2 separate regions of the Homo sapiens genome follow, and region 2 is linked to region 1. A link is an interaction called in ENCODE POLR2A ChIA-PET data of the cell type or tissue named here. Cell type or tissue: HepG2. All regions are shown on one strand. Links, peaks and the distances in the headings refer to the core of each region. The heading gives the core; the rest is flanking DNA. Region 1 overlaps ANPEP (alanyl aminopeptidase, membrane). Region 2 overlaps ARPIN-AP3S2 (ARPIN-AP3S2 readthrough).

Region 1 (14,961 bases), core at 4,195-12,194:
TCTCCCTCGCTCCTACAACCCGGCCAAGATGCCGGGGCATGGATGGGGACCGAGGTTTGGGGGTTGTGGAGCCTATTCCACGCCCTCCCTGGTGAGCAACTGAGACAGATCCAGGGCCCCATTGCAATCCACTCTTGGTCTGGGAAAAGGTCCCCTAAACAGGGCCAATGGGATCCTTTCCCCAAATGACTCCAGAACGCACCCCCCCCCCCCAGCAGTGCGGTGGGCAGGGACGGCCCAGGTGGGCTATGTCCTGGGGTTTTGTGACTGGATCCCCACTCCTCCCCCACCTCAGCCCCTGGACTGCAACCCACCAGGCCGTGTTCGGGGGTGGTCAGAGCCCTGGTCTCAGCCAGACCTGAGGTCTGATGTGGCTTCATCCCTGAGTCTCTAAACGCCCTGGCCTTACTGGGCCTCAGTTAATTCACCTGTGAAAGGGGAGGCTTGGACCAGAGGGCCCCTCAGGGTATGTGTTTTGTGGAGGGGAGGTGGGCGTGTGGGGTAGGGGTGACCAGGAGGAAGTGGGGACAGCCTCTGTCCCACAGGAAGGCTGGCTAGCCCCAGTGGGTATGGGGGAGCTGGGCAGGGAAGAGGGTGGACTCCCCTCTCCCTGTGGGAGGGTGTGCTGGGCCCATGAGGCCCTCATCCACTCTCAGCCACCTTCCTGTGGAGCCCTAGCCTCGAAGGCCACACTATGAGTGCAAGGAGGCCACCCACAGCGCTGCTCCCGCTTCACAGGTGGGGAAACCGGCCCAGTGTCTTGAGGCAGCCCAGCCGCCTGCCCTGTGCTTCCCCCAGAGCCTTCTGGGGAATGAGACCTTCGTTACACGCTGGCGCTCCTTACACCCCTACAGCCTTTAAGCTAAGGCCTCCAGCCCCATCGCTGTAAGAATTGTATGCTAGGCATTCTGAGGACATAGATGGGGGTCCCCATGTCGGAAGGAGCCAAGGTGTTGGAACTGGGTCCAGTTCCTGGGCTGGCTCTGGTGGGAGATCTGGAACCCTATGCTGGGGCTCCTGGACAGCCCTGGAGGCATGGCATGGACAGTGTGTCAGCCGCACACCGAGGCCCTGGGGTGTCCTTATTCACATAGGCTGGCAGCCATCTATCCCTAGCCCGGGCTTCACCCCGGGTGCCTGTCACTCCTGGCCCTACAGTGGTCCCAGTCACACCTTGGAGGCAAGATGTGGGTCCTCCACAGGCCTGTGTCTGGAAGCAGCCCCCAGCACTCCCTGGCTAACAAGTTCTACTTCTGAGAACTACCCCCAGCTCCCAGCCCTGGTCTGGCCAAATGGGTGCGTGTCTTCTCCTGTGGTCTTCAACTCCCCTTGGCACGGCCACAGTAGATGTGAGGGGCTGTATGGGAGGACATTTTTAGGAGGCATATGTAGTTAAGCTGTGGAACCTGCTGCTAACTAGCTGTGTGGCCTTGGGCAAATCACTTAACCTTTCTGTGCCTCAGTGTCCTCATTTGCCAAATGGGGGTGATTATCCTGGTAGGGCACATAGTAGGTGCTCAGTTTCACCTACCATGTGTCTCACCAGGATAATCACCCCCCATTTGGCAGACAGGAGTTGCCAGGCAGGATCTGTGGCCCCACACAAACCCTATGTGTACTTCCCCCACCCACAAATGCCTCTGCTCCTTCCTCCTGTGTGCCCTGCATTGGGCTGAAGAGGCTGATGAGAGGCAACTTCCCATTGGGGCCTTCTGAGGTTCTTGCAGGAGGGGCAATGTCCAAGGCTCCCAGAGGAAGCACCCTGGGGTGATGCAGCTATGGGCGGAGGCCTCAGAAGCCTGGGAGAAAGCCAGGGGCCTGCGGGGACAGAGTGTGCCCTGGCCCAGGCCCAGCCTCGTCCCTACCCTTCTCGCTCACTGCTCCCTCAGAGCAGACAATGAGCCCCAGGTTGTCCCTGAGCTCCCAGTCTCATAGTTCACAGTCAGGGACACTGAGTGGGAGTGGGTGGGGCCTACCCAAGGACCCAGTGGTCGGGGATGGAGCATGGATAACACAGCAGCTCACCCGGCCACGGGTGCTCAGCTCTCCCGGCCACAGCCCCTCCCAGGCTCCTGGAGTCTTCATATTAGAGTAGAAAGCCTCTTGCACTTCACATCTGAGACCAAGGAGCCTCTCCCCACCCACAAGTGTGGGTGTCTTCCACACTGTGACTGTGACTTAGTTATGCCCTGGCATGATCGTTGTCAACCTTCATGTTTTTTGGTTTTGGCTTTGGTTTTAGTTTAGAAGAACTTACGTTTTCTGGACTAAAACATAGGCAGGGAAGAAATACATAAACCCATAGAAAGGCTGCTTTAGTTGAAGTGGGTTGAGAGCTCGGCTTCTACCCCGTCAAGAAATTCACAGCGAAAGGAACACATGCATTTTGCTCACTGGCAGAAAGAGCCTGCACCAAAGACAACCCGCAGGGCCAGCAACCCCAACATCATACAGGGTGGAGCAGCAGTTCCCAAAGCGGGTGCAACTGGACAGGATCCTTTTAGGAGCTACCTAGAGGAACAATTTTTTCTTTTTTTCTTTTTTTTTTTTTTTTTACTTGAGATGGAGTCTCACTCTGTCGCCCAGGCTGGAGTGCAGTGGCACGATTTCGGCCCACTGCAACCTCCGCCTCCCGGGTTCATGCCATTCTCCTGCCTCAGCCTCCCGAGTAGTTGGGATTACAGGCGCCCACCACCACGCCCGGCTAATTTTTTGTATTTTTAGTAGAGATGAGGTTTCACCGTGTTAGCCAGGATGGTCTCGATCTGCTGACCTCGTGATCCGTCCGCCTCAGCCTCCCGAAGTGCAGGGATTACAAGCATGAGCCAACACGCCCGGCCCAGGAACAATTTTTAAACCAATAGTCATGAATTGTTAATATAAATTAACACATCCAACCATGATTTTATCGCTCAGAAGGAGGCTAAGAAAGTGAATTGATTTAAAGAAAAATACGAAGTAAATAATCACAAAGGTGGATCACGAAGGTGGTTTGTGCACAGCCCAGAAGCCCAGGAAGGAATGTCGGGTAGAGAGGGTGGAACCTGTCCCGAGGATCAAGGCTCTGAAGTTCCATCCTTAACTGCTGTCTCTCATTCTTGCACTGATGCCCCATTCCACAAGCACGTGTTGCCCTCCCACTGCACGCCAGGTGTAGAGGATACGGCACACCTGGTGCTACCCTCATGGAGGCACTTGGAGGGCTGCCTGGGGGCAGCACCACTGACTTGTGTCTCCAGGGCAAGTGGGGAGTGGATGAAGCAAAGGCAGGAAGCTTTCCAGGCCCAAGGATCAGCTTGTGTGTAGGGAGGAAGGGAGAATGAAGCGGGGAAAAGCAGGTTGGATTTGAACTGAAAGAGGCCACTGGGGTGGAGCACAGAAGTGACAGGGGAGAGCGTTTGAGATGAGGCCAGAGAATCACTGGGGGCTGGATCACACAGGCCCTGTAGGTCACGGCAAGGACTGTGGGTGTTGTCATTCATTTGGCCAACATGTATTGGGCTCCTGCCTTGTGCTGGGCATGGAGGGGCATACGATGCCACCAGGCCTTCCTTTGAGGTGCTTGGGTGCAGCAGCAGGCTTTTGAACACACTGGTAGCATTTTTCTTTTTCTTTTTTTTTTTTCTTTTTTGAAACAGAGTCTCGTTCTGTTGTCGTCCAGACTGGAGTGTAGTGGCACGATCTCCGCCCACTGCAACCTCCACCTCTTGGGTTCGAGCGATTCTTCCGCCTCAGCCCCCCAAGTAGCTGGGACTACAGGCGTGCGCCACCACGTCCAGCTAATTTTGTATTTTTATTTATTTATTTATTTATTTATTTATTTTTTGAGACAGAGTCTTACACCGTCCCCCAGGCTGGAGTACAGTGGCACAATCTCGGCTCACTGCAACCTCTGCCTCCCGAGTTCAAGCGATTCTCCTGCCTCAGCCTCCTGAGTAGCTGGGATTACGGGCACCTGCTACCATGCCCAGCTAATTTTTTGTATTTTTATTAGAGACGAGGTTTCACCATGTTGGCCAGGCTGGTCTCCAACTCCTGACCTCGTGATCTGCCCACCTCAGCCTCCTAAAGTGCTGGGATTACAGGCATGAGCCACCGCGCTCAGCCTCAGTGGCATTTTCCTAAGTGCTGTGATAGAGGTGGGAACTGGAGACTGGGGAAGCGCAGAGGGGAGTGGGGGCTGGTGTGCATGATAAGGCAGTGACATTGAGTTGGGTTTTGAAGGATGAGTAGGAGTTTGACAAGAGGGAGAGGAAAGGCATTCCTGGCAGTGGGAACAGAATGAGCAAAGTCACAGAGGTATGAAAAAGCCCCGATGATCTGGGGAGACGCTGGCAGCTGGAGCCACAGTGGGCAGTAGAAAGAGGACAGGCCAGAGGGTCAAGTTCACAGAAGGTATTAAGGCCCAAGCCAGAGTTAAGGTTTCACTCTGCAGGTTGGGCACCAGGTTTGAATGGGAGAGTCCCACCCACACTCTTAGGCAGAGCCCTCTGCTGACGTGTGCTGGTGGGGTTGGGTGACAGGGGAGGGTAGCATAGCCGCCACTGCCCGATGGGGTGTGGAGGTGGCCAGGCCTGGGCTGTGGCAGGGGACTGGACGAGGGAAGCCCTTTTGTGTGTTCCTGAAGGTGGGGGCTGCAGAGCATGGCTGTCTCTGTGCCCCCAGCCTGGGTTGGCCTGGTGCCTAGAGCAGGGACCTCTCATTATAGAGCCAACTTTGGGCTACCTGCTGCACCAACTTGGAAGACCAGAGGCCTTGTCCAGAAGAGTAAAGATTCCAGCCAGCTGGGCCTATGGTCTGAATCCAAAGCAAACAGGAAGAGAGTATGGTGGGCCAGGCAGGGCCTCTTTCTTTGTTTAGAAAAGGGATTAGTCCAGGCCGACTTGTGGGTCTTTCTGCTGCAAAGGTGGGAGGGGGCTGCAGGCTCCGTCAGGGACATATCAAAAGGCTTTTCAGGGGCAGGCATGGTGCCCCAGTGCCAGCCTGGGGGGTGCTGTAAAGATGGGCTCCCTTGGCGAATTCCATCCACCCTGATGGGAGGAGCCTGGCAGCATGTGCTGGGAGCCACTGCTCCTTCTCTCACCACGCCCAAGCTGGAGCCCTTCCTGACACCTGATTTCGCACGATTGCCCCTTGGGGTCATCACCCAAGCCTAATGGGGTGTCTGCTAGTCACTGCAGTGGGAGGTCCATCCTGGTCCCAGACCAAGGCCCCTTGGGGAAATGCCAAAGGCTCAGAACACCCTCAGTCTCAAAGGTGGGCACCCAGGACTCCCCTAAAGACCCTGGGCTCAGACTCGGCCTCCATACACCAGACGAGAGGCGGCAGGTATTTGTGTTTTGCTTATGCCTGATTGAACTAATCCACGTGTCCCTTCAGTTCACACATTGCATTTATTTAAGAAGCCTTCCTGCAAGCTCAGGGGTGGCAGGGGTGGCAGGGGTGGCAGACGAGTGAGGCCCTCAGGGAGCAGAGCTGAGGGAGCAGGAAGGCATGTGGGGCCCTGACATGCTGGGGCCTGGCACGAGTCCGGCCTGCCTGCCATGCTTGGAGAAGGGCTCAGAAGAGGCAGGCACTTCTTCTGGGGGCAGGTGTGGGGTGGGGACAAGCTGGGAGACAGAGGCCAGAAAGACTTTGGTAAGGAGTTTCTCCTGGACTGACTCATTCATTCATTTACTCAATCCTTCGTGCATGTGCGCATCCACTCAACATCTCAGTAATGAGGACCTACTGTGTGCCAGGCACTGTGCTAAGTGCTGGTGAGGCCCTGCTGTCATGGGGCCTGCAGTCCAGGACTCAAGTTATCACCACACAGATCAAAGGGAAAACCACGCTGAGTTCTGGGGCTTTGCAGAACAGGTCTGTGGAGCTAATGGAGCTCATAGGAGCTTGACTTGGTCAGGGAGGTCAGGGCGGCTTCGCTGCGGAAGACTTGTAGGATGGAAAGGAATTAACCAAGGCAATAGGGAAGAGAAGATCCAGGCAGAGGGAACAGGTTGTGCCAAGGCCCTGGGGCTTGATGAAGGCCAGAGTGGCTGGGGTACTGCAACAGGGGGGAAGAGGCCAGGAAATGGGCAGGCTGACTGTACCCGGGCTTGTGGGTGCCTTTAGAAGGTCTGGTCTGGACTCTACAAGCAAAAGGAAGGTTTTTTTTAGCAGTGGCATAAAATGATCCAATTTGTGTTGAGCAGGTTCAAGCAGGCCCGAATGGAGGCAGGGAGTCCATAGGGGCGCTGCTGTGTCCACATAAATGATGAGAATGGTTTTGACCAAGTGCATCTTGCGATGGGGGAATGTGGGTGAATTGGATGTGGAGTGAGGTCAGGCGGTGTCGAGGTCTGAGAAACTGGGCTGGTGGATGGGGAAAGTGACAATGAACATAATTTTCCTGTAAGGTGTGTATTTTATTTTGTATGGTAAGTAATATCTTCATTTCTACCAAGGATAGAAAGAGGCAATTGTTGAGCTTTGGGTAAGAAAGAAGGGAACGATTTTTTTCTTTTTTCTTTTGAGTCTCACTCTGTCACCCAGGCTGGAGTGCAGTGGTGCGATCTCAGCTCACTGCAATCTCTGCCTCCCGGATTCAAGCAATTCTCTGCCTCAGCCTCCCAAGTAGCTGGGATTACAGACGCCCGCCACCACGCCCAACTAATTTTTTTTGTATTTTTAGTAGAGACGGGGTTTCGCCATGTTGGCCAGGCTGGTCTTGAACTCCTAACCTCGTGATCCACCCACCTCGGCCTTCCAAAGTGCTAGGATTACAGGCGTGAGCCACCACGCCCAGCCGGGAATGATTTTTAATCATTCTACTATTTGGTGTTTAATATGTTTTCTCACTAAATCTGTTCAACAAACCTGAGAGGCAAATACTGTTATTTATTTATGAGGAGAGAGGTTCAGAAGGGTAAAGTTACCTGCTCAAGGTCACAGCTGGAAAGAGGTGAAGCCTTCAGCAAAAAAAGCAAAACAACTCATTTCATTTTATTCCGTGAGCTGATAATGGAGGAAAAAGTATTTGGCAAGAAGCGGCAGGGAGGGGAACCTGGAGGAACTCCCTGCTCTTGAAGAATGCAAGGGAGGCTGGGACCTTGTCACTGAGGAGCCCCTGGCATCCTTCCAGAGATGCAACCAAAGGGGTGACCCCAGTGTGTTCTTAATAGGAGCCGGGAACCCCTTCTCTGTGCACCTCCCACCTCTTGCCCCTGGGAAGTCCTTCCCTGACTCTAACCTCAGTTCTGATGCTGTTCCCACCCTCTCAGCTCTCAAGCAGATCAATGCAATGCCACCTGGCCGCTTGCTTTGCCCACTGGGCCTACAGCCGGAAGCCTGCCCTTCAGCCCTCGGGCCTGATCCCAGGCCGCCTGCAGCCTGTAACCAGACACTGTTTGCTTCCAGCAGGCACCCCCCGAGCCCAGCTCCACACACCGTTCCTGGATCTCCTCTCCCCAGGCGGAGCGTGCCCCTGCCCAGTCCAGTGACCTTCGCCTGTTGGAGCCCTGGTTAATTTTTGCCCAGTCTGCCTGTTGTGGGGCTCCTCCCCTTTGGGGATATAAGCCCGGCCTGGGGCTGCTCCGTTCTCTGCCTGGCCTGAGGCTCCCTGAGCCGCCTCCCCACCATCACCATGGCCAAGGGCTTCTATATTTCCAAGTCCCTGGGCATCCTGGGGATCCTCCTGGGCGTGGCAGCCGTGTGCACAATCATCGCACTGTCAGTGGTGTACTCCCAGGAGAAGAACAAGAACGCCAACAGCTCCCCCGTGGCCTCCACCACCCCGTCCGCCTCAGCCACCACCAACCCCGCCTCGGCCACCACCTTGGACCAAAGTAAAGCGTGGAATCGTTACCGCCTCCCCAACACGCTGAAACCCGATTCCTACCGGGTGACGCTGAGACCGTACCTCACCCCCAATGACAGGGGCCTGTACGTTTTTAAGGGCTCCAGCACCGTCCGTTTCACCTGCAAGGAGGCCACTGACGTCATCATCATCCACAGCAAGAAGCTCAACTACACCCTCAGCCAGGGGCACAGGGTGGTCCTGCGTGGTGTGGGAGGCTCCCAGCCCCCCGACATTGACAAGACTGAGCTGGTGGAGCCCACCGAGTACCTGGTGGTGCACCTCAAGGGCTCCCTGGTGAAGGACAGCCAGTATGAGATGGACAGCGAGTTCGAGGGGGAGTTGGCAGATGACCTGGCGGGCTTCTACCGCAGCGAGTACATGGAGGGCAATGTCAGAAAGTGAGTTCCGGCTGGGCTGCCCGGTGGGGTGGATCCGAGGTGCTGAGGCAAGGCTGGATTCTGAGGGCCAAGGAAGGACTTAGCTTGCAGGCCTTTGAACCCTGTGGAGCCCGAGACTGGCCCATTGCTTCACCTCCAGCTGCTGGCAAAGCAGCTGCAAATGCACCGAACTGGGAGGGCTTCCCCACCCCTCACCAGGGAGCTGGGGATGAGGGACAGAGCGTCCCTTGGACAGACAGGAAAACCGAGGCTCAGAGGAGAGAAACTCACCCGAGGTCCCTGAGAGCCTGCTGGCACCCCGAATCCAGAAGGAGCCCCAACCCCCACGAGTCAGCTGGCCTGGCAGGGCTCCGGAGGCTCCCGGCGAGGCGGGGGTGGGAGCAGGAGCAGGGGTTAGGCTGGGGCAGCCTTCCATGTACCCCTTTCCCTGCATGCCTGGTAGCATCCTCAGAGCCCCTCCCACACCCCCAGCTCTGGCACACCCTCTAACCTTCCTGTTGGGGCAGGGTGGTGGCCACTACACAGATGCAGGCTGCAGATGCCCGGAAGTCCTTCCCATGCTTCGATGAGCCGGCCATGAAGGCCGAGTTCAACATCACGCTTATCCACCCCAAGGACCTGACAGCCCTGTCCAACATGCTTCCCAAAGGTGAGTGGGCCCTGCCTGCGGCCACAGGGCCAGGGGGCAGGCACCCTGGGCTGGGGTGTGGGGCAGGAGGGTACGTCCTCACACACACATGCTCCCTGCCCAGGTCCCAGCACCCCACTTCCAGAAGACCCCAACTGGAATGTCACTGAGTTCCACACCACGCCCAAGATGTCCACGTACTTGCTGGCCTTCATTGTCAGTGAGTTCGACTACGTGGAGAAGCAGGCATCCAATGGTGTCTTGGTATGAGGCTGGGCCCATCTCTCCTTCACGTGGGCTGGCCCCGGCTTGAGGGGTCTTCCCGTTCTCTTCATCCCTGTGCCAGTTTCTGAATTGTTAGGCCAGGGTTGGAATCCCACCTCTGAGTGATTTCAGGCAAGTGTCTTGTTCTCTGGTTCTCCATTTCTGCACCTGAAAAATGAAAACAATGGTTTCTCTTCATGAAGGGAGTTCCTGACCCACCGGTTACCAGACAGACGGTGGCTATGATGATTGTTATTCTCCAAAGGCCCTTCTCTAGGACCCACAGCCTCCAGACCCCAGTAGCGTTCCCCTCTGCTGACCAGGCCTCTAGGTTTAGCTTGATTGGCCTCCAGCCCTGGCCCATCAGGGATCCCCCCAGCCCACTGGGCCCTGGGACCCAGCCCACCTGCCCCAGGATCAAACAGGAGCCCCTGGTCTGCTTCTTCCTCACACCTTGCAGATCCGGATCTGGGCCCGGCCCAGTGCCATTGCGGCGGGCCACGGCGATTATGCCCTGAACGTGACGGGCCCCATCCTTAACTTCTTTGCTGGTCATTATGACACACCCTACCCACTCCCAAAATCAGGTGAGTGGGGGTCCTTGAGGAGGGAGGCAGTGGATGGAGCTCCACTCCCGGAGTTCATCCTGCCAATGGCATCGCCTCCCCAGACCAGATTGGCCTGCCAGACTTCAACGCCGGCGCCATGGAGAACTGGGGACTGGTGACCTACCGGGAGAACTCCCTGCTGTTCGACCCCCTGTCCTCCTCCAGCAGCAACAAGGAGCGGGTGGTCACTGTGATTGCTCATGAGCTGGCCCACCAGGTAGACCCCCATCTCGGGGAGTGCGGAGAAGGAAACAGGGGCTCCGAGAGGAGACGGCGCAAGTCCAGGCTCTGCCCCGGGCTGCTGAGAAGGGAGGAGGGTGCCGCCTGGCAGGGCAGCAGGAAGGGGTCACGATGGTGTTGAAATCCCCACTGTGCCTGGCAGATGGCCAGCCCTGGGGAGGGTAGTTCTGGGGATTCTCAGTGCCCAGCCTGGGCGTGGCTTGCCCAGCTGACCCCTCCCCCCACAGTGGTTCGGGAACCTGGTGACCATAGAGTGGTGGAATGACCTGTGGCTGAACGAGGGCTTCGCCTCCTACGTGGAGTACCTGGGTGCTGACTATGCGGAGCCCACCTGGAACTTGGTAAGCCAGCTGCCCAGGGGTCTGGTGCGGGGGGCATGGAGGGAGACCTGGGCCACCGCTACCAGGCCAGTCTCCTGATGGCCCTGGGGAATTTGCAGAAAGACCTCATGGTGCTGAATGATGTGTACCGCGTGATGGCAGTGGATGCACTGGCCTCCTCCCACCCGCTGTCCACACCCGCCTCGGAGATCAACACGCCGGCCCAGATCAGTGAGCTGTTTGACGCCATCTCCTACAGCAAGGTGCAGCCCGCTCCTCGTGGGGCACGGGGAAGGAGGTGGGGACTTGGCCTGGAGGGGCCTCACTGAAGGCAGGGTCTGGGGGCACAGGGTCCTGGTGGCTCTGCACAGCCTTCTGAGCGCCCCCTCACCCCCACCCCAGGGCGCCTCAGTCCTCAGGATGCTCTCCAGCTTCCTGTCCGAGGACGTATTCAAGCAGGGCCTGGCGGTGAGTACTGCACCCTGGGCCAGCCATGAGGGTGGGTCTCCTTCTGCCCCTCGCCCTTGACCCGGGCCTCTGCCCACCACAGAGGGGGAGCCTGGGGGGCTCCAGCTGTGCTCTCACTGTGCCCCGTCTTTCCACAGTCCTACCTCCACACCTTTGCCTACCAGAACACCATCTACCTGAACCTGTGGGACCACCTGCAGGAGGTCAGTAGCAGCCAGCCCCTCCACAGCCATCCTGTTGGGGTCTTGAGATGCTGAAGGTACCTGGGGGCAGCACATGCGTAAGAGAATGGGTCCAGCTCCGCGGCTGACCAGCCCTGCAGGGTGGATGGAGCCTCTGTTGCTCCTCCCTATAGTGGAAGCCGGGATGGCTCCTTGCAAGAGGTGTCTGAGTGAGGCTGTGGTTGAGGTCCTGGCCAGCAGCTGACCTCAGGCTACAGCGGGCTTCTTGATGGGAGCTGTAGAGCCCCTTCCTGGTGGTGAGGAAACTGCCCTCATGGTTCCCGCCTCTGCCTGGAACTCTGGAGCCTGACATTCAACCTTCTCCCCACTCCTGGCTGCCCTGTGCCCCCCGCTGGCGCCACGGGCATGTCTCTGCACACAGCTCCACCACCCTCAGCAGGAACTCTGCCCTCTGCCCCTGCCCCGGCTCGAGTTCCTCTCCATCAGACCCCGCACAGCCCCTGTTTGTAGGGCAGATCCCCAGACTGCCACACCCTCCTGCCTTCCCCCAGAGGCCGCCGCTCCTCTCCCTCCCCCAGGGTTGGAGTCCACCTCCTCTCCATCCTGCCCCCATCATTTCCGCTGACATCATTTCCCTGACAGCTGCCCCCTACCCCTTCCCTGCAGCTCTGCCCAATGCTAGCGTCTTAAGCCAGAGGACAGACATGTCCTCTCCTCACCGACAGCCCCTCCAGAGTTCCGAGCCTCAAATTCCCGTCCAGCTTCTACCCCACTGTTGCTGCTGCACTTCCAGTCCAGGCCTGTCTCACCAGGGAAGCGAGACCCAGGATCTTGTCACAGAGTCACAGCTGAGGTCCGGGTCCCTGCTGGGCAATTTCCAACCCCCTAGACCCCAAGATGCTGCTGACAAAATGACACTGTCATTGCCTGGGTCTCCCCCACTACCTTCCTTGCCCTGCCCCAACTTCCCCTTTGCGTTCCCTCCTAAGCCAAGCTCTCCTCCCTCTCACTCCTCTTTCCTGAGACCCTCGGCCGGCAGCCCCCAGCTGGTTCCTCCCCACATGCTCTTCTGCCCTCTGTGTGGCCCCGTTCTTAGGTGATTCCTTTCTTCAGTTATTAACAAATGGGGTTGGCTTTCTGTTGTGATGACAAAGGCAAGGCAGGTGCATGAGCAAAGATCCAAGAAGACAAGAAGACAACAACAGTGCCCCTGAGTCCCGCCCCACACCCCAGTCCGAGTGCACTTCCCTCATGCGACCCCCAGGGCCCCGTCCCCCACCCCTGCCTGTGACACCTGAACACTGGCTTTCTCTCATCTCTGTCTCCTCTTTCTTGTCCTCCTCCCAGTGTTGTTCAGGAAGAGCCATGGGCATCCTGGGCACCCCCTCCCTGACATACACACCTCAGGGTGGACCACAGAATGGAGGGCCTCATAGATTTGCTGGGAAGTTCTCCAGCTCGTCCAGCACTGAGCAGCCGAGGAGAGGCAGAGCTGGACGGTACCCTGGCTCCCGGCTCCCAGCCCAGTGCCCTTCCCAGGCCTCCCATACAAGTGGCCCCCCGGGGTCGAGGCGAGAATCTGCAGGAGATGCCCTGGATGGCAGGGACTGGAGGGTCCCACTGATGGCCACGCCCTCTCGCTCCACCCACAGGCTGTGAACAACCGGTCCATCCAACTCCCCACCACCGTGCGGGACATCATGAACCGCTGGACCCTGCAGATGGGCTTCCCGGTCATCACGGTGGATACCAGCACGGGGACCCTTTCCCAGGAGCACTTCCTCCTTGACCCCGATTCCAATGTTACCCGCCCCTCAGAATTCAAGTGAGCAGATGGGGTCACTGAGGCATGGTCAGGTGGGTGGGGTAGAGGGCAGTTACTAAGGGACCATAGTAGGACTGGCCTCCTGTGGTCCCAGCCCCAGCCACTGTAGACAGACCCTCCCTCCAGAGCCAGGAGTTCAGGGGCACTCGGTGCCAGAGCTGGGCAGAAGCTGGGAGCCTGGGCAGCTGCTCCTCACTGGCAGTGACCACACCGCCATCTCTCACCACCTCTGGATCTTTAATTGCAGCTACGTGTGGATTGTGCCCATCACATCCATCAGAGATGGCAGACAGCAGCAGGACTACTGGCTGATAGATGTAAGAGGTAATCCAGCCCTGCCTTATGGGCAGCAGCCCCCACCCCATACTCCTAGCTCCTGGCCCATGTTCTGAGGGCTGTGATGGGCCATTCCATTCAACAAATGGACTTGACTTCTTTGGTTCCAATCTCCACTTTGCTGCTGCTTCGCTGTGTGACTCTGGGCAAGTTACCATCCCGCTCTGGTCTCTAGTTCCTCTTCTATAAAATGAGGCTAAGAGCAATACTCCATTAGTTATGTGAGGATTAAAGGAGAGAATCCTAGGCCAGGCATGGTGGCTCATGCCTGTAATCCCAGCACTTTGGGAGGCCGAGGCGACCTGGGGTCAGGAGTTCGAGACCAGCCTGACAAACATGGAGAAACCCCATTTCTACTAAAAATACAAAATTAGCCAGGTGTGGTGGTGCATGCCTGTAATCCCAGCTACTCTGGAGGCTGGGGCAGGAGAATTGCTTGAACCTGGGAGGCAGAGGTTGCAGTGAGCCAAGATCGCACCATTGCACTCCAGCCTGGGCAACAAGAGCGAAACTCTGTCTCAAAAAAAAAAAAAAAAAAAAAAGGAGAGAATCCACATAAAATGCTTAAAGTAGTGCCTGGCACATGTTATGAGCAGCCCTACTCAGCAAGGCACTGAAGAAGCGAAGGGCATGACAAGTCATCCTTTGCCTTGGCCAAGGCTACAGATGAAGGAAGGCAAGAAGTTGGAGGCATTCTAGTGCTGTGCTGAGTGCTTTCAGAGTGTATGGTTGGGGCTAGTGAGGTATGGGGACATGGAGCAGGGAATAAGGGAGATTCAAGTTCATGGAGAGGTCAGGGAGGGCTTCCCGGAGGAGGTGAGCTGAGTCTTAGAGGAAGAGTAGGAATCAGACAGGCTAATGTGGCAGAGAAAAGAATTCCAGGCAAAGGGAATAGCAAGTGCCAGGGATAGAGGTAGGAGAGAGTGTGGGGACTGAGTGTAGCTAGGGCAGAGGTGTGCCCAAGAGATAAAGCTGGTCCCCAAGGGCCCCAGGGGCTGCAGGAGACAGTGGATGGGGCAGGTGGGAAATGAGCAACCTATTGGCCCTGACCTCTGGCTGCTGAAACAAAGTATGAGAGGAGTGAGGGAGGAGGGGGACCCACAGGGAGGAAGGGGCACTAAGCCCCAGAAAGAGACAGCAGCACTGGGGGTCTGGGTGAATGGGAGGGGAAGGGAGAGGAGGAGCTGCCTGTGGTTCCCACTTGGGTGACAGGTGTGATGGAGTGTGGAGGAGGGCAAGGAGGAGGAACAGCCTGGATTGCTGAGTGTGAGCGGCCTGGCAGCTGGCCTGGCCGTGCAGAGCCTAGGGAGGCAGGGCAGGTTCTGAGGTTTGGGGTGGCATGTCATCTTCATGGGTTGATGGTCTGTGAAGCCACTGGCAGCCCAGTTCCTCATCCCTTCCTTCCCCACCCTTAGCGTCTCCCCAGCAGCTTGAGGGTGAGGTGGTGCCAGGCTGCGGGGGCAGCTGCTCTTGCAAGAGGTCCAGGGGTCAGCCCATGGCCTCTGAGCAGCCCTGCCCAGGTCTCGTCCCTCTCCACAGCCCAGAACGATCTCTTCAGCACATCAGGCAATGAGTGGGTCCTGCTGAACCTCAATGTGACGGGCTATTACCGGGTGAACTACGACGAAGAGAACTGGAGGAAGATTCAGACTCAGCTGCAGAGAGACCACTCGGTGAGTGTCTGCCACCCCTCGCCCTGCCCCCTGCCCCAGGACAGGCACCAGACTGCAAGGCCTGCCACCCACAGCCAACCCATGGTCACATGCTGTGCTTCGCATTCTAGGCCATCCCTGTCATCAATCGGGCACAGATCATTAATGACGCCTTCAACCTGGCCAGGTGAGTGCTCCGCTGC
Region 2 (14,961 bases), core at 3,165-11,164, 52 kb before region 1:
AGCTAATGAAGTGTGAGTGGAAGTGCCATGTGTCACTTCTAGGCAAAACTTAGGAGCCAGTGCTAATATATATAATAATGGAATATATATATATATATTCCATTTGTGGAAGCATGGACACACAGCCTTCCAGGGCCTGGGTCCCTAACTGAGGATGAGGTAGAGCAGTGCTCCCCAGTGGACGCACAGTGGATGTGTGCATAGTATGAGAGAAATAAACTTGTTACTTTAAGCCATGAAATGTTAAAATTGTTACTGTGACTTAACCAAGCCTGTCCTGACTGATGGATATAGAACTTAATTTTTATCCAGCTAGTAGGTATGTACTGGCATTTCATTGTCATTCCAATTGCATTTCTTATGAAGATGAGCATCTTTTCTTGTTTATTGCCTATTAGGAGGTCCTCTCTAGTGAAATGTTTATTCAGGGCCTTTGTTCTTTCTTCTGTGAGGTTGTCTGCCTGTGATTTAAAAACGTATTTGTAAGGACCGGGCACAGTGGCTAATGCCTATAATCCCAGCACTTTGGGAGGCTGAGGCGAGTGGGTCAACTTAGGTCAGGAGTTTGAGAACAGCCTGGACAACATGGTGAAACCTTGTCTCTACTAAAAATACAAAAATTAGCTGGGCGTGGTGGTGTGCCTGTAGTCCCAGCTACTTGAGAGGCTGAGGCAGGAGAATCACTTGAACCCGGCAGCCGAGATCACACCACTGCCCTCCAACCTGGGTGACAGAGCGAGACTCCGTCTCAAAAAAAAAAAATGTGTTGGTAGAAGTTGTATTGAATAGAAGTAGTGACAGTGGGCATCTGCTCTGATTCCTGGTTTCAAAGGGAAGCTTTCATCCTGTCACCATGAAGTAGAGTATTTGCTATAGGTTTTTTTGGTAAAGATTGTCAGGTTAAGGATGTTTCTTCCTTTCTCTTCCTACTAAGGATTTTTAATCATAAAAGGATGTTAAAATTTATCAAAAGCTTTTTTTCCAGTTCCTGAGGTAATCATGATTTTTTTGCATCATCATTCTAATACTGTTTTGTAAACATCTGTAAGGATGCCTGCTAAAGCAGTAAAGTAATTCCAGTTCCAGCCATTTTATTGGATGTGGCTTTTAGAAGGAAATAAAAGGCCATAAAAATGTTGTTCTTCCTCATATGTCTTATCTTCAGATAAGTTCCATAAAGTATTTTGCTGCCACTGCAAATTTTTTTTACAGTTTATGAAACTATGTATTTTTGTTGTTCATGCAGTATTAGGAAATAACTGTTCATATCTCCTGAGATTTTTGAAAACAAGTGATGCAAGGAATCAGAATCCTACCCTATTCAGCTTTAGAATGTCTGAGGCTTCCAATAGGTGGCTTCCTTTTCATAGGATTTCAAGCTTATCTTTGCCCTCATAGAGAGCAGTTGCTAATTCAAGTATAGCTTCTTCTGTTGATAATAGAAAATGATCTTTTTACTAAGATAGGCAAAAGCCTTGTCCTAAGACAATAGGAACATCACCTTGAACTCTGTTCTTTTTAACTAAAGAATCTCTTCACCTTGAGGTCAGAAACTCTCATCAGTTCCTAGGTCTTTAAGATCTTCATTAGATAGTCATGGATAGATGCCCCATCACCTTAAGCAGATGTGGCCGGAGTAGTAGGCCTGTGTAAAGACCAGCTATGACTGAATTCCTTGGCTCTGCCAAGTTGTTTATTCCTAATCTTGTGATTTCTTGTTTAACCTCCTAAGTTGTTTTTGTATACTCTTTTTATCACTGCTTCTCTCTTTTTCACCTCCTCTCTCTCCTTTTCTTCCTGTGTTAAAGGAGGGTTTATTTCATTCCATTTCTAGAGCCAAGTTATCTTTCTGTCTCTCCCCGACACACACCATAATGTCACTTCTTGCACTGGTCTCTAAGGTGTCCTTAGTGTTTGTTCTTCTGTGTCTACACAGAATGCCCTGGTCTCGGAGTGAATACAGCCCTTCCCATGGCTCTACTGCCCCACTAACTGTAGTTCCATTTCCATTGTTCTCATGCAAGGTGAACTTGAATTCGTGGGTGATTTACGCCCAGTCTTTAATTCTACTTTCTCTGTTCTCTTTCTAGAGTCCCATAGCCTGGTTTTCAGTCCTACCCAGAATTCACTGATGATTTCCCAATTTTCAAATCCTGTGGCCGTTTCCTAGTCATCACCTTTTTTATTGTTTCTGTGGTATCTGATACTGTTAACCCTTCAGTGGAGCACTCTCTTAATCTTTTTCCACCTTTCTTTCTGTCATATAGAACCCTGCTGATTTCTTTCCTATTCTTTTCCCACTCTATCAGGAAGTTATGTTGTCAGTCATCTCTCACCTCTCTCTTCTCCCTCTCATATTTCTAGCATAAATCTCATCCATATTTCATGTTCTAGGTCTTGAAGCAAAACTTGGGTATTTAAAAAAAAATTTTCATGCTCACACTATTATCTATGTAGGTAATTCCCAAATGGGTAATTCTAGTCTTGATGTATGGCTCGAGTCCTATTCCTGTATTTCCAACAGCCTGAAGGCATTTCTCCCTAATGTCATTCTCACATCTAAATTTCTTCTTGCCACGTATCCAGAGCCAGCTTCAGCATATGTCTTCTGAAAACCATTTCTCCCTGCAGCTTCCCTTTTCCAGGAGTGTTACTACCATCCTCTGTCATCTACATTCAAAACCTTTTCTCCCTCTTCCTCGCTCCCAAGGTCCAGTCAATCACTAAATCTGTTGCTTTTTTCTGTAATGTCCTTCTTTATATCTTGTTCTTAGATTCACCAACTATTAACATTTGGCATACTTGCTTTTATGTCTATATACATATATACTTTTTTTCCTGAACGATTTTGAGAATTAGTTGCAGACATCATAACTTTTCATCCCTAAATATGTCAATAAATATCTCCTAAGAGCAAGGATATTCTTATATAATACATTGTATGTAATTCTCTAATGATGCACAACACAATTAACATAGTTGGGAAATTTAACATTAATAAATATTGTTTTCCAATATATAGTTCATATTTAAGTTTCCCAATTGTCCCAGAAATGTCCTTTAGATCTTTTTTTAAATCTCAGTTTCAGTTATGAGTCAAACATTGTCTTTAGTTGTCATGTCTCTTGATTGTTTCTGGCAGGTTTTCTAACCTTATTCTCTCTTCCTTCTTGTTGATCCCACATACTGAAATTAGTTTTTCTAATGTACTTCTTAGACTAGCCTTGACTCCTTGGCCGGACACATTCAAGGCTCTCCACAATTTGTGCCCATCCTATCCTGGCTTTACTTCCGTAACTACTGGCCAGACACTTTCTGCTCTAGCCACAGTGGACCACTCCTACTTATTTTGTAGTTCCTGCCTCAACTCTCTGCCTGAATTGTCTTTTCATGTACTAAATACTGCCTGTCATTCAAGTGCTGCTCAAATCCTACCACCCTAAAGCTTGCCCTCATGGTCTAGCCTATTGTGATCTCTTTGAACCAGGTATAGTATTATTTTTATCCTTCTGTGACCTTAATTTATGTACCTTTCTATGTTTTCCCTGCTTGGTTAGACTGCCTTATCTTTGTATTCCTCACTGAATCTAGTGTGGTACCTTTTACTGACTGGGGTAATCTTCAGGTGACTGTCACTAAAGAGTTCCCAGGACTCTAGTCTCATAAGGTTGCTCATGATTTAAACTGTTGGAGGCTGGAGTAAGGTCTGATTTCATAGTCTCTGGGGTAACCATCAGCTCTCCTGGCTGTGCCATTTAGAGCCTAGGGTACTTGGTTCCCTTTTGCTTTCAGAAATCCCTAAACACAGCTCAACATTATGACTGAGCTGGGTGTTGGTGTTAATTATGGTGAATTGAATTTTGTTCAAAGAAAACTGTGTGGGTGACCTAACATTCTGATCTACCAGTATCTAATAGCAAAGCTGGATTTAGAATTCAATTGGGCTTTCAAGATTTGGTCATCAGAGTCACAATTCAATGGCTATGTCAAGGGAATTTATCCAGCGCTTTATTTTTTTTTAAATAGATTTCAATTTGCAGTGGGCCCTCTCAAGAGAATTGAAACATATGCTTCTGAATGGTGCTGAACCCAAGAAAACCTCATAGTATGGAATTTTAAATCTCTGCTAAGCATAGGCTGCTAAAATGGAAAAATGCTGAGAGTTCAAAATTAACTCGTGAGCACTAAGATGAAAGGATCATAAACAGTAATATTGGGTTTTGTTTGCCAGATGTCCCTTCTGTGAACAGAGCTTGTGATAACAAAGCTCATTAATACCTGCCACACCCTGTGACGTTGAAGCAGATGTCCTGACTGCAGGTCTCCAGGAATGGAGGGACAAGTGAGGGACAGACAGTTTGTGTTTTTGATGATGAAAGAGGAGCTATTTGGTCTGGAAGAATAAGGTATTCTGTTTGAGTTTTAGTTCTTGTAAAAGGTGCGAGTTAACATACCTGACTATCCCTGGCTGCCTCTGTTTCTCTATCTGGATGTGCCTAAGAGAAGAAGAGAGCTGAGACCAGCCTTGTGTTCCATTGCATCTATAAAGCCCTTCTTTACTGATGCTTGATAGGTAAGAATTTTGTGGCAGAATTTTTTTTTTTGGCTTAAGTAATAAGGAAATTTATTATCTTACATACAGAAAGGCCAGTTGTAGGGCAGAGTTAAAGCGTGGTTAAGACAGACAGTTTTATCTGCAGTTTCACTTTCTGTAGTTCCAGTTATGCACAGTCAACCATGGTCCAAAAATATTAAATGGAAAATTCTAGAAATAAACAATACGTTTTAAATTGCATGCCATTCTGAGCAGCATGATGAAATGTTGCTCTGTCCTGCTCCAGGATGGGAATCATCCCCTCATCCATTGTATCCGTGCTGTGTACACTAGCTGCCCACTGCTTACTTAGTAGCCATCTTGACTGTCACAGTGTCACGGTGCTTGTGTTCAGGTAACCTTTATTTTACTTCATAATGGCCCCAAAGTGCAAGAGTAATGATGCTGGCATATTGTCATAATTGTTTTTATTATTAGTTATCGTTGTTAATCTCTTACTGTGCCTAATTTACAAATTAGACTTTATCCTAGGTATGTGTGTATAGGAAAAAATAACGCATCCACTGGGGGTCTTAGGACATATTCTAGGCAGGTAAGGGGGGACTACTGTACTTTCTGTATGTTATCTTCAATTCTTAGTGTTGGCTGTAGAATATTTTTTTCAGAGGCCAAAATCTTATTCCCTCAGGGTAACATAAAGACAGAGATCGGCTGGTCATGATGGCTCATGCCTGTAATCCCAGCACTTTGGGAGGGCCAAGGCGGACAGATCACGAGGTCAGGAGATCGAGACCAACCTGGCTAACACGGTGAAACCCTGTCTCTACTAAAAAATACAAAAAATTAGCTGGGCATGGTGGCAGGTGCCTGTAGTCCTAGCTACTCTGGAGGCTGAGGCAGGAGAATGGCATGAACCCTGGAGGCGGAGCTTGCAGTGAGCCGAGATCGCGCCACTGCACTCCAGCCTGGGTGACAGAGCGAGACTCCATCTCAGAAAAAAAAAAAAAAAAAGATCAGCAATAATGATTTCTTAAATTTCTAAAATCCCTGTAATTTGTTTAGAAAAAAAAAGAAAGAAGGGCTGGGCGCGGTGGCTCGAGCCTGTAATCTTAGCACTTTGGGAGGTCAAGGCGGGTGGCTCACCTGAGGTCAGGAGTTCGAGACCAGCCTGGCCAACGTGGTGAAACTCCGTCTCTACTAAAAATACAAAAATTACCCAGGCGTGGTGGCGTGCACCTTTAATCCCAGCTACACGGGAGACGTGAGGCAGGAGAATTGCTTGAACCTGGGAAGTGTAGGTTGCAGTGAGCCGAGGTCGCGCCACTGCACACCAGCCTGGGCGACAGAGCAGGACTCCATCTCAAAAAAAAAAAAGAAAGAAAGAAAAGGAAGGAAGGAAGGAAGGAAGGAAAGGAAGGAAAGAAGGAAGGAAGGAAAGGAAGGAAAAAGGAAGGAAGGAAAGGAAGGAAGGAAGAAAAAGAAAAGAAAAAAGGAAAGAAAGAAAAGAAAAAAAGGAAGGAAGGAGGGAAAAAGAAAGAAAGAAGGAAAGAAAGAAAGAGAAAGGAAGCAAGGAGAGAGGGAAGGAAGGAAGAAAGGAAGGAAGGAAGGACACTTGGGCTGGTTGTGGAGGCTCACGACGATAATCCCCAGCACTTTGGGAGGCTGAGGCGAGAGGATCACTTGAGCCCAGGAGTTTGAGAACAGCCTGAGCAATAAGTGAGACCCCATCTCTTTAAGTAAAAAAGAAAAAAAAAAAGAAAAAAACAAAAGCAAGGATTGTTCCAGACTATACTGAATATCTGCTGCCATATACACACTCGCTTTCCTTACTTGAACTTTGGATTGCCTCAGTGCACAATCTCATTGATTACCTGCTGCTTCAAGTTTGGTGTGTTAGTCATTCCTTATTACTGGTTAGTAGAATAACAGTGTACACAAAACAGCACAATTTGACCTTTAGAGATATTCATTTGATATGCAGCCGTTTTCAGTAAAACCTAGTGTTTGTCAAGGTTGTAGTCAGTAAACAAAGCTTATTACCCATGGTATTACTTGGATATGTTGCAGATAAAACGAATTGTATTTTGCTTTGGTTGCTGATTTATAGGCACCCTGAAAGGCTGGAATTGAGATTCAATTTTATTGTTCTTGCTATTATTCCTTATATTGCAGAAGAGGATTAGCCTACTCTAAGATAAGAAGTAGAGTTTCTCTTTCTTTCTTTCTTTCTTTCTTTCTTTCTTTCTTTCTCTCTCTCTCTCTCTCTCTCTCTCTCTCTCTTTCTTTCTTTCTTTCTTTCTTTCTTTCTTTCTTTCTTTTTCTTTCTTTTTTTGAGATGGAGTTTCGCTCTTGTTGCCCAGGTTGGAGTGCAATGACGTGATCTCGGCTCACTGCAACCTCCACCTCCTGGGTTCAAGCAATTCTCCTGCATCAGCCTCCTGCCTAGCTGGGATTATAGGCGTGCGCCACCACACCCGGCTAGTTTTGTATTTTTTTTTAGTAGAGACGGAGTTTCTCTATGTTGATCAGGCTGGTCTCAAACTCCCAACCTCAGGTGATCCGCCTGTCTCAGCCTCCCAAAGTGCTGGGATTGCAGGTGTGAGCCACCACACCCAGCAAAGCAGAATCTCTTGATTCCTAACTAAGAACCCTTTTCCAGGCTTGATTTTTGTATCAATCAAGGTAGGCTAGGTAATGCATTACTCCAAAATCCCAATGGCTTATGAGAGCAAGGTTTATTTTTTCACTCGTGCTATGTGGCCATTGTGGTGTGTCTGCTGACTGTAGTTCCTCTGAGGTCCAGGCTGATGGAAATCTCCTCAACATATGCTTCTACCTGGGCATGTGTGTGTTCCGGCTCTTGAAGTGACACATCCTCGTACACTCACATTTCAGTGATCAAAATCAGTCACATGCTCCCACCCAAGGGATGGGGAAATGATCCTATTATGTGCCCAAGAGGGAGGAGAACCTGAACTAGTTGAATATTACCAATGATGACCATGGTTTTTTCATGGATTTTCTTAGAGGAAAAGTTAATGTTTGATTTTTATTATCACTTTGTAGAAGGGAAGCTAGAAATTTTAGTAACAGAAAAATAGAGGAGTGCTCTAATAAGAAGAAAACATGGTTGAATCTTAGGAAAGGTATCCCACATGGCAGCTTTTCAGTTTCTCTGATTATTGGGCATTTATATCTTCTATACTTCCCAAATGAATTTAAGATGACTTAAAATAAAATTTCTTAACAGAATAAATGGTTTTTATATGTGGGAGGCGAGTGCCTCCCTCCTTAGAGGCTTTCTGCAAATCATTTGTCTTTACCTTGGCTCTCTGACCTTGATGAAGTACTGATGTCTGAGAGTGTTTTTGTCTTTTCTCTGATTACCAAACAACAATCATTTATTAAGCATTCATTAGGAAAAAGACACTGCGCTAAATATAGAGATACAAAGATATAAAACTCAAATTTTCTACCTGTAAGAAGCTCATAAACTAGGCACGGTGGCTCACACCTGTAATCCCAGCACTTTGGGAGGCCGAGGTGGATGGATCACTTGAGGTCAGGAGTTCAAGACCAGCCTGACCAACATGTTGAAACCCTGTCTCTCCTCCACCGTGCCCAGCCCCAGCCCAGTTTTTACTTTTGATGAAGCTTTCTCTAAACTTCGGTATTGTAGTTCTCCAAACTGTTTGTCTTCTTGCTCATGCTCTCAAGTTTTTAATTCTAACTGTTTCTAGTAGATTGTAAACGCCTTTGGAATAGTGTCAGTATGTAATACTTTGTTGGTTATCCAAACAATACAGGACAGTCAGAGTTGATTAGTTGATGTGAAATAGATATGTGTCCCAATTTTGTGGGTTTCTTTTTCTTTTCTTTTCTTTTCTTTTTTTTTTTTTTTAAGACAGAGTCTTACTCTGTTGCCCAGGCTGGAGTGCAGTGGCATGATCTTGGCTCACTGTAACCTCTGCCTCCCGGGTTTAAGCAATTCTCATGCCTCAGCCTCCTGAGTAGCTGGGACTACAGGTGCGCACCACCACGCCCAGCGAATATTTTTTTTTTTTTTTTTTTTGAGATGGAGTCTCACTCTGTCATCCAGGCTGGAGTGCAGTGGTGTGATCTTGGCTCACTGCAATCTCTGCCTCCTGGATTCAAGCAATTCTCCTGCCTCAGCCTTCCGAGTAGCTGGGATTACAGGTGCGCACCACCATGCCTGGCTAATTTTTTGTATTTTTTTAGTAGAGACGGGGTTGCACCATCTTGGCCAGGCTAGTCTTGAACTTCTGACCTCATGCTCTGTCCACCTCGGCCTCCCAAAGTGCTGGGATTACAGGCGTGAGCCACCACGCCCAGCCCTAATTTTTGTATTTTTTAGTAGAGACAGGGTTTCGCCATGTTGGCCAACCTGGTCTCAAATTCCTGACCTCGAGTGATCCATCCTCCTCAGCCTCCCAAAGTGCTAGGATTACAGGCGTGAGCCACTGCACCCAGCCAAGGCCCATTTTTTAAAACCAAATTCTAATTAGACCTTGCCTTTGAAGGTTATGACTTGTGCATACTGGCTAGTTTCGGGGTGGGCTCACTTTTCACTTTGCCTTTGCTCCCTTGGGAGATAACCTCTGGGTGCACTCAGGAGGAACTAGGAACCCTGTGTTCCTCAAGTGGGATTCTGCATGAATTGCCTTTGTGGGCTTCTGACTCTACCAGATTCTAACTGTGTAATTTATGCAACCCTCTTAAAGACCTCTTTGTGCCTCAGTTTTCTTCAGTTGTAAAACAGGGATGATATCACATTTCATTGATTCTTTTTTTTTTTTTTTTTTTTTTTAAAGGACATATCATATTTATTCATACACATGCTGGAATTATTGGTGCAGACATTTAAATACATTTTCTTTGAGAAAGTCCTTTTTTTTTTTTTTTCTGATGGAGTTTCCCTCTTGTTGCCCAGGCTGGAGTGCAATGGTGCAATCTCAGCTCACAACAACCTCTGCCTCCTGGGTTCAAGCAATTCTCCTGCCTCAGCCTCCCAAGTAGCTGGGATTACAGGCATGCACCACCACGCCCAGCTAATTTTTTTTATTTTTAGTAGAGACGGGGTTTCTCCGTGTTGGTCAGGCTGGTCTTGAACTCCTGATCTCAGGTGATCTGCCCGCCTTGGCCTGCCACAGTGCTGGGATTACAGTCGTGAGCCACCACAGCTGGCCTGGGAAAGTCCATTCTTTTTTTTTTTTTTTAATTTATTCTTTTATTGATAATTCTTGGGTGTTTCTCACAGAGGGGGATTTGGCAGGGTCATGGGACAATAGTGGAGGGAAGGTCAGCAGATAAACAAGTGAACAAAGGTCTCTGGTTTTCCTAGGCAGAGGACCCTGTGGCCTTCCGCAGTGTTTGTGTCCCTGATTACTTGAGATTAGGGATTGGTGATGACTCTTAACGCGCATGCTGCCTTCAAGCATCTGTTTAACAAAGCACATCTTGCACCGCCCTTAATCCATTTAACCCTGAGTGGACACAGCACATGTTTCAGAGAGCACAGGGTTGGGGGTAAGGTCACAGATCAACAGGATCCCAAGGCAGAGGAATTTTTCTTAGTGCAGAACAAAATGAAAAGTCTCCCATGTCTACTTCTTTCTACACAGACACGGCAACCATCCGATTTCTCAATCTTTTCCCCACCTTTCCCGCCTTTCTGTTCCACAAAGCCGTCATTGTCATCCTGGCCCGTTCTCAATGAGCTGTTGGGCACACCTCCCAGACGGGGTGGTGGCCGGGCAGAGGGGCTCCTCACTTCCCAGTAGGGGCGGCCGGGCAGAGGTGCCCCTCACCTCCCGGACGGGGCGGCTGGCCGGGCAGGGGGGCCAACCCCCCCCCCCCCCACCTCCCTCCCGGACGGGGCGGCTGGCCGGGCGGGGGGCCGACCCCCCCACCTCCCTCCCGGACGGGGCGGCTGGCCGGGCGGGGGGCCGACCCCCCCACCTCCCTCCCGGACGGGGCGGCTGGCCGGGCGGGGGGCCGACCCCCCCACCTCCCTCCCGGACGGGGCGGCTGGCCGGGCGGGGGGCCGACCCCCCCACCTCCCTCCCGGACGGGGCGGCTGGCCGGGCAGAGGGGCTCCTCACTTCCCAGTAGGGGCGGCCGGGCAGAGGCGCCCCTCACCTCCCGGACAGGGCGGCTGGCTGGGCGGGGGTGCTGACCCCCCCCACCTCCCTCCCGGACGGGGCGGCTGGCCGGGCGGGGGGCTGACCCCCCCCACCTCCCTCCCGGACGGGGCGGCTGGCCGGGCAGAGGGGCTCCTCACTTCCCAGTAGGGGCGGCTGGGCAGAGGCGCCCCTCACCTCCCGGACGGGGCGGCTGGCCGGGCGGAGGGCTGACCCCCCCACCTCCCTCCCGGACGGGGCGGCTGGCCAGGCGGGGGGCTGACCCCCCTACCTCCCTCCCGGACGGGGCGGCTGGCCGGGTGGGGGGGCTGACCCCCCCATCTCCCTCCCGGACGGGGTGGCTGGCCGGGCTGAGGGTCTCCTCACTTCCCAGTAGGGCGGCCGGGCAGAGGCGCCCCTCACCTCCCGGACGGGGCGGCTGGCCGGGCGGGGGGCTGACCCCCCCACCTCCCTCCCGGACGGCATGGCTGGCCAGGCGGGGGGCTGACCCCCCCACCTCCCTCCCGGATGGCACGGCTGGCCGGGCGGGGGGGCTGACCCCCCACCTCCCTCCCGGATGGGGCGGCTGGCCGGGCGGGGGGCTGACCCCCCCCCCACGTCCCTCCCGGACGGGGTGGCTGCCGGGCGGAGACGCTCCTCACTTCCCAGATGGGGTGGCTGCCGGGCGGAGAGGCTCCTCACTTCTCAGACGGGGCAGCTGCCGGGCGGAGGGGCTCCTCACTTCTCAGACGGGGTGGTTGCCAGGCAGAGGGTCTCCTCACTTCTCAGACGGGGCGGCCGGGCAGAGACGCTCCTCACCTCCCAGACGGGGTCTCGGCCGGGCAGAGGCGCTCCTCACATCCCAGATGGGGCAGCGGGGCAGAGGCGCTCCCCACATCTCAGACGATGGGCGGCCGGGCAGAGACGCTCCTCACTTCCTAGATGTGATGGCGGCTGGGAAGAGGCGCTCCTCACTTCCTAGATGGGATGGCGGCCGGGCGGAGACGCTCCTCACTTTCCAGACTGGGCAGCCAGGCAGAGGGGCTCCTCACATCCCAGACGATGGGCGGCCAGGCAGAGACACTCCTCACTTCCCAGACGGGGTGGCAGCCCTCATTGATTCTTTAGACTCACTTTTTGGGTACCATTTATAATTTTAACATCTCAAATCAAGATTTTTCTTATAATCAATGGTATGTCATTTTTCTTTTGTAGTAGCACATAAAAATAGTATGTTTTACAATCAGTGAAGTCTTAGATTTGATATAATACAGTAATATCCACCATTCAATTATTTGAGGATCGGAATTAGTGAATAATTGCTTAGTTCAATAAATGGTGAATTTGTCTTTATTTTTACTTTTTTCCTACTAGTCTCTCTGCCTCCTATATTGTGCCTTAAGACTATCCTTTACACACCTTCCTAATGATATATTTAAAAATGTATTTTTTACTAACTCCCTTGCTGATGTATACCCCCAGCTGCAGTGATTCTTAAGGAGAAGGACATGCCTCACTCCCCTCCACCACCTTCCTCAAAACCTTATGATAGTTCAGTGACACTGAGTGATTGAGGGAAGTGTGTTATTTAAGTGAATTTTCATGAATTTTTTTTTAAGTTGGGGACCACTGCCAAAAGGGTGAAGCTGCAGCCCCTTCTTATGTACAAAGACCTCCATGAGCATGCCCAGCCTGCCTGTCTAGCCTCACCTCTTGCTTTGAACTTTACACTCCAGTGATACTGAACTATTTTTGTAACTTGTGTTTAGGGATGTTACAGCTTTGGAAGTCTTTGAGCCAGCATGTAAAGGGCGAGCAGGTGGACTGGGGCACAGGGCTGTTCCATGGGCAGTGATTTAGAAGGAGCAGGAACTGTGGGGATGGAGATGGTCTCCTTAGAAACAGTTTTATGGGATCTAGGTGTGGCATTTGGACTTTTTTTCTTTTTTTGTTTTATGGCCAAATTGTGCTTCACTTATCTGCCTGCCTATGTGGTTGCCTTAGGCAGAGTGATAGAATCCCAGGGTAGAGGGCAGGGACTTACTCTGTGTTGCTCCAGAAGACACAGGTAGGATCGGGGGTGGAAATTATTTGATGCTTGTTGTAGCTCAGTACAGTTAAAAACTCTCTGACAGTTGTTGCTGCTCAACAGCCCACTGAGCAGCTTGGAAACAGTAGTGAGCTCTCTTCATGGAGGCGAAGGATCTGTCACCAGAGTGAAGGATCTATACTGTTGCAGGAGCCAAAGAACAGAATCCTGCACTGGGAAAGAGGTTGGTCAAGATGACTTTGATTATAACTACCAAATTAACCAACATCCGAGTACTTACTAAGAACTAGGCACGTAATAGATAGCTAAGTGCTTTATATACAGTGTCTCATTTATTTCCTACATCATCTTTTTTAATCTTTAGAATAAGCCTGGCAGCTAAGAACTCTGGTTCTCCCCATTTTACAGATGAAGAAACTGAGGTTTATTGGTAGGAAGCCTCAGTTTCTCTAAGGTCACACAGCTGGTAAGTGATAGAGCCACATTCAGATCCTGGACTCTGATTATGGACCCGCTCCCTCTACACTCTGCAATGCTGCCTGTAGTATTCCCGCCTGCTTTGACATCCTAAATGTGGGGAAATGTGTTTGTGTCATGTTTTCTTAGCAGATAAGCAACCAAGGAAGGATGAAATTCAAAAGGACAAGGTCTGGATCTTTTTCTGTACTTAGCACTGTGCTTGGCATTTGGGATCAGCAGTGCAAACAGGTAGTAGCCAAAGGAGGATGAAACACTGGGTTAGAAAGAAAAAGTCCTGCTAGAACATTAAAAAAAAAAAAAATGATTTCACGGAGAACCCTGACTCATAATAGGAACTGGTTTTTTTAAAAAAGGAAGTAATAATATGTAGTGAGTATACTTTACTGCAGTCAACTATATATATTCAAAGAGCATAAAATATGAAGCCAGTGAGTGAGTGATCCTTTTATTAATTAAAAAAGAAGTTGAGTTGGGCGCGGTGGCTCATGCCTGTAATCCCAGCACTTTGGGAGGCCGAGTTGGGCAGATCACAAGGTCAGGAGTTCAAGATCAGCCTGGCCAACATAGTGAAACCCTATCTCTACTAAAAATAGAAAAATTAGCCAGGCGTGGTGGCACATGCCTGTAATCATAGTTACTCAGGAGGCTGAGGCAGGAGAATTGCTTGAACGCAGGAGGCGGAGGTTGCAGTGAGCTGAGATCGCACCACTGCACTCCAGCCTGGGGGACAGAGCAAGACTCTGTCTCAAAAAAAAAAAAAGAAGATGAATTAGTAGAGCATGAAGAATAATGAATGAGTTGCTAGGTAATTTGCCATTCCCTCTGCCTGGATGCCTTTTCCTCCAATTGCCAGTTAGTTTTAAGGCCACCCTTCTCTGAAATAACATAGTACTTTGTACTTGGGTCATGGTATTTATCACAGACTTCCTTTTATTATAGTTAATTCTGTACATGTTTAATCTTTCTTACTTGATTCTAAGCTCTTTAAGGACAGGGTCCACATCTTATCTTCATTTCCTTCTTCCAGCTCTTAACAATCTGTGATGTTAAGCATATTTGAAAATAGACATTGTTAGAGATTATGTTCTTTTAGTGAAAAATCGGCCAGGTGCTGTAATCCCAGCACTCTGGGAGGTTGAAACAGAAGGATTGCTTGAGCCCAGGAGTTTGAGATCAGCCTGGGTAACATGGTGAAACCCTGTCTCTACAAAAAATACAAAAATTAGCTGGGTGTGGTGATGCAGGTCTGTGGTCCCAGCTACTCTGGAGGCTGAGGTGGGATCACTTGAGCCTGGGAGGCCATGGCTGCAGTGAGCCATGATCACGCCTCTGCTCTGCAGCTTGAGTGATAGTGACAGAGCAAGACCCTGTCTCAAAAAAAAAAAAGAAAAAAATCAGTGAATGCCTTGAACCTAACACACTGCCTTTTATGTGGTAGGTACAGTGGGCTCACTGAAACATTCAACTTGTTCAACTCTATCCATTTGTCCAAAAACAAAAAGGAAATGAAAAATTCTAAATACAGTACGAATATGCCCTCAATTCTACTTAATTAGTATATGTCTGGAATGAGTGTGACATGGAAGATTTGAATCTGCTCTTCTTTGCCTCTGCTCTCATGTGCCTGTGCTCATGTGTATCGTAGAGTGCTTAGAGTGATTCTAATGCTTAAAACAAATTTTCAATCTCTGTGGCCCCTAAACCAGCCAGCCGTTTCATCTGATGTGTAAGACAAG

What was found. ChIA-PET counts read pairs that join two places held together with the same protein. Peaks named below come from ENCODE experiments on the same cell type or tissue, not always from the same donor. Only the 100,000 strongest peaks of a DNase experiment are listed, where the experiment ranks them.
Region 2: POLR2A ChIA-PET joins it to region 1 with 6 read pairs; 8 of 35 experiments call an interaction of 5 or more read pairs at or near these places.

What each region holds. Positions count from the first base shown.
Region 1 is chr15:89,799,244-89,814,204 of GRCh38, reverse strand. It overlaps ANPEP (alanyl aminopeptidase, membrane), which reads left to right. Exons shown (of 21, transcript NM_001150.3): 2 at 7,399-8,235; 3 at 8,742-8,884; 4 at 8,988-9,127; 5 at 9,588-9,714; 6 at 9,798-9,952; 7 at 10,203-10,316; 8 at 10,415-10,558; 9 at 10,698-10,763; 10 at 10,901-10,966; 11 at 12,598-12,770; 12 at 13,018-13,094; 13 at 14,646-14,779; 14 at 14,890-14,945. The coding sequence starts at 7,622. Among named protein-coding and RNA genes, the nearest start is that of ANPEP, 8.1 kb to the left of the region's middle. RefSeq lists cis regulatory regions at 4,804-4,815, 7,491-7,494, 7,469-7,506, 7,227-7,508, 7,518-7,521, enhancers at 4,738-4,882, 9,068-10,267 and promoters at 7,227-7,618, 7,507-7,621, 7,469-7,621, 6,613-7,621, 5,877-7,669. In HepG2, for the core only: no CTCF peak of the experiment used is centred there; DNase peaks (open chromatin) are centred at 4,514, 4,804, 6,944 and 7,434; H3K4me3 peaks cover 226 bases.
Region 2 is chr15:89,850,368-89,865,328 of GRCh38, reverse strand. The region is part of intron 8 of ARPIN-AP3S2 (ARPIN-AP3S2 readthrough); the gene reads left to right. All of the region lies in intron 4 of AP3S2 (adaptor related protein complex 3 subunit sigma 2), which reads left to right. It overlaps MIR5094 (microRNA 5094), which reads left to right and starts at 14,608; the gene lies at 14,608-14,692. RefSeq lists an enhancer at 13,563-13,612. In HepG2, for the core only: no CTCF peak of the experiment used is centred there; DNase peaks (open chromatin) are centred at 6,458, 7,478 and 10,329.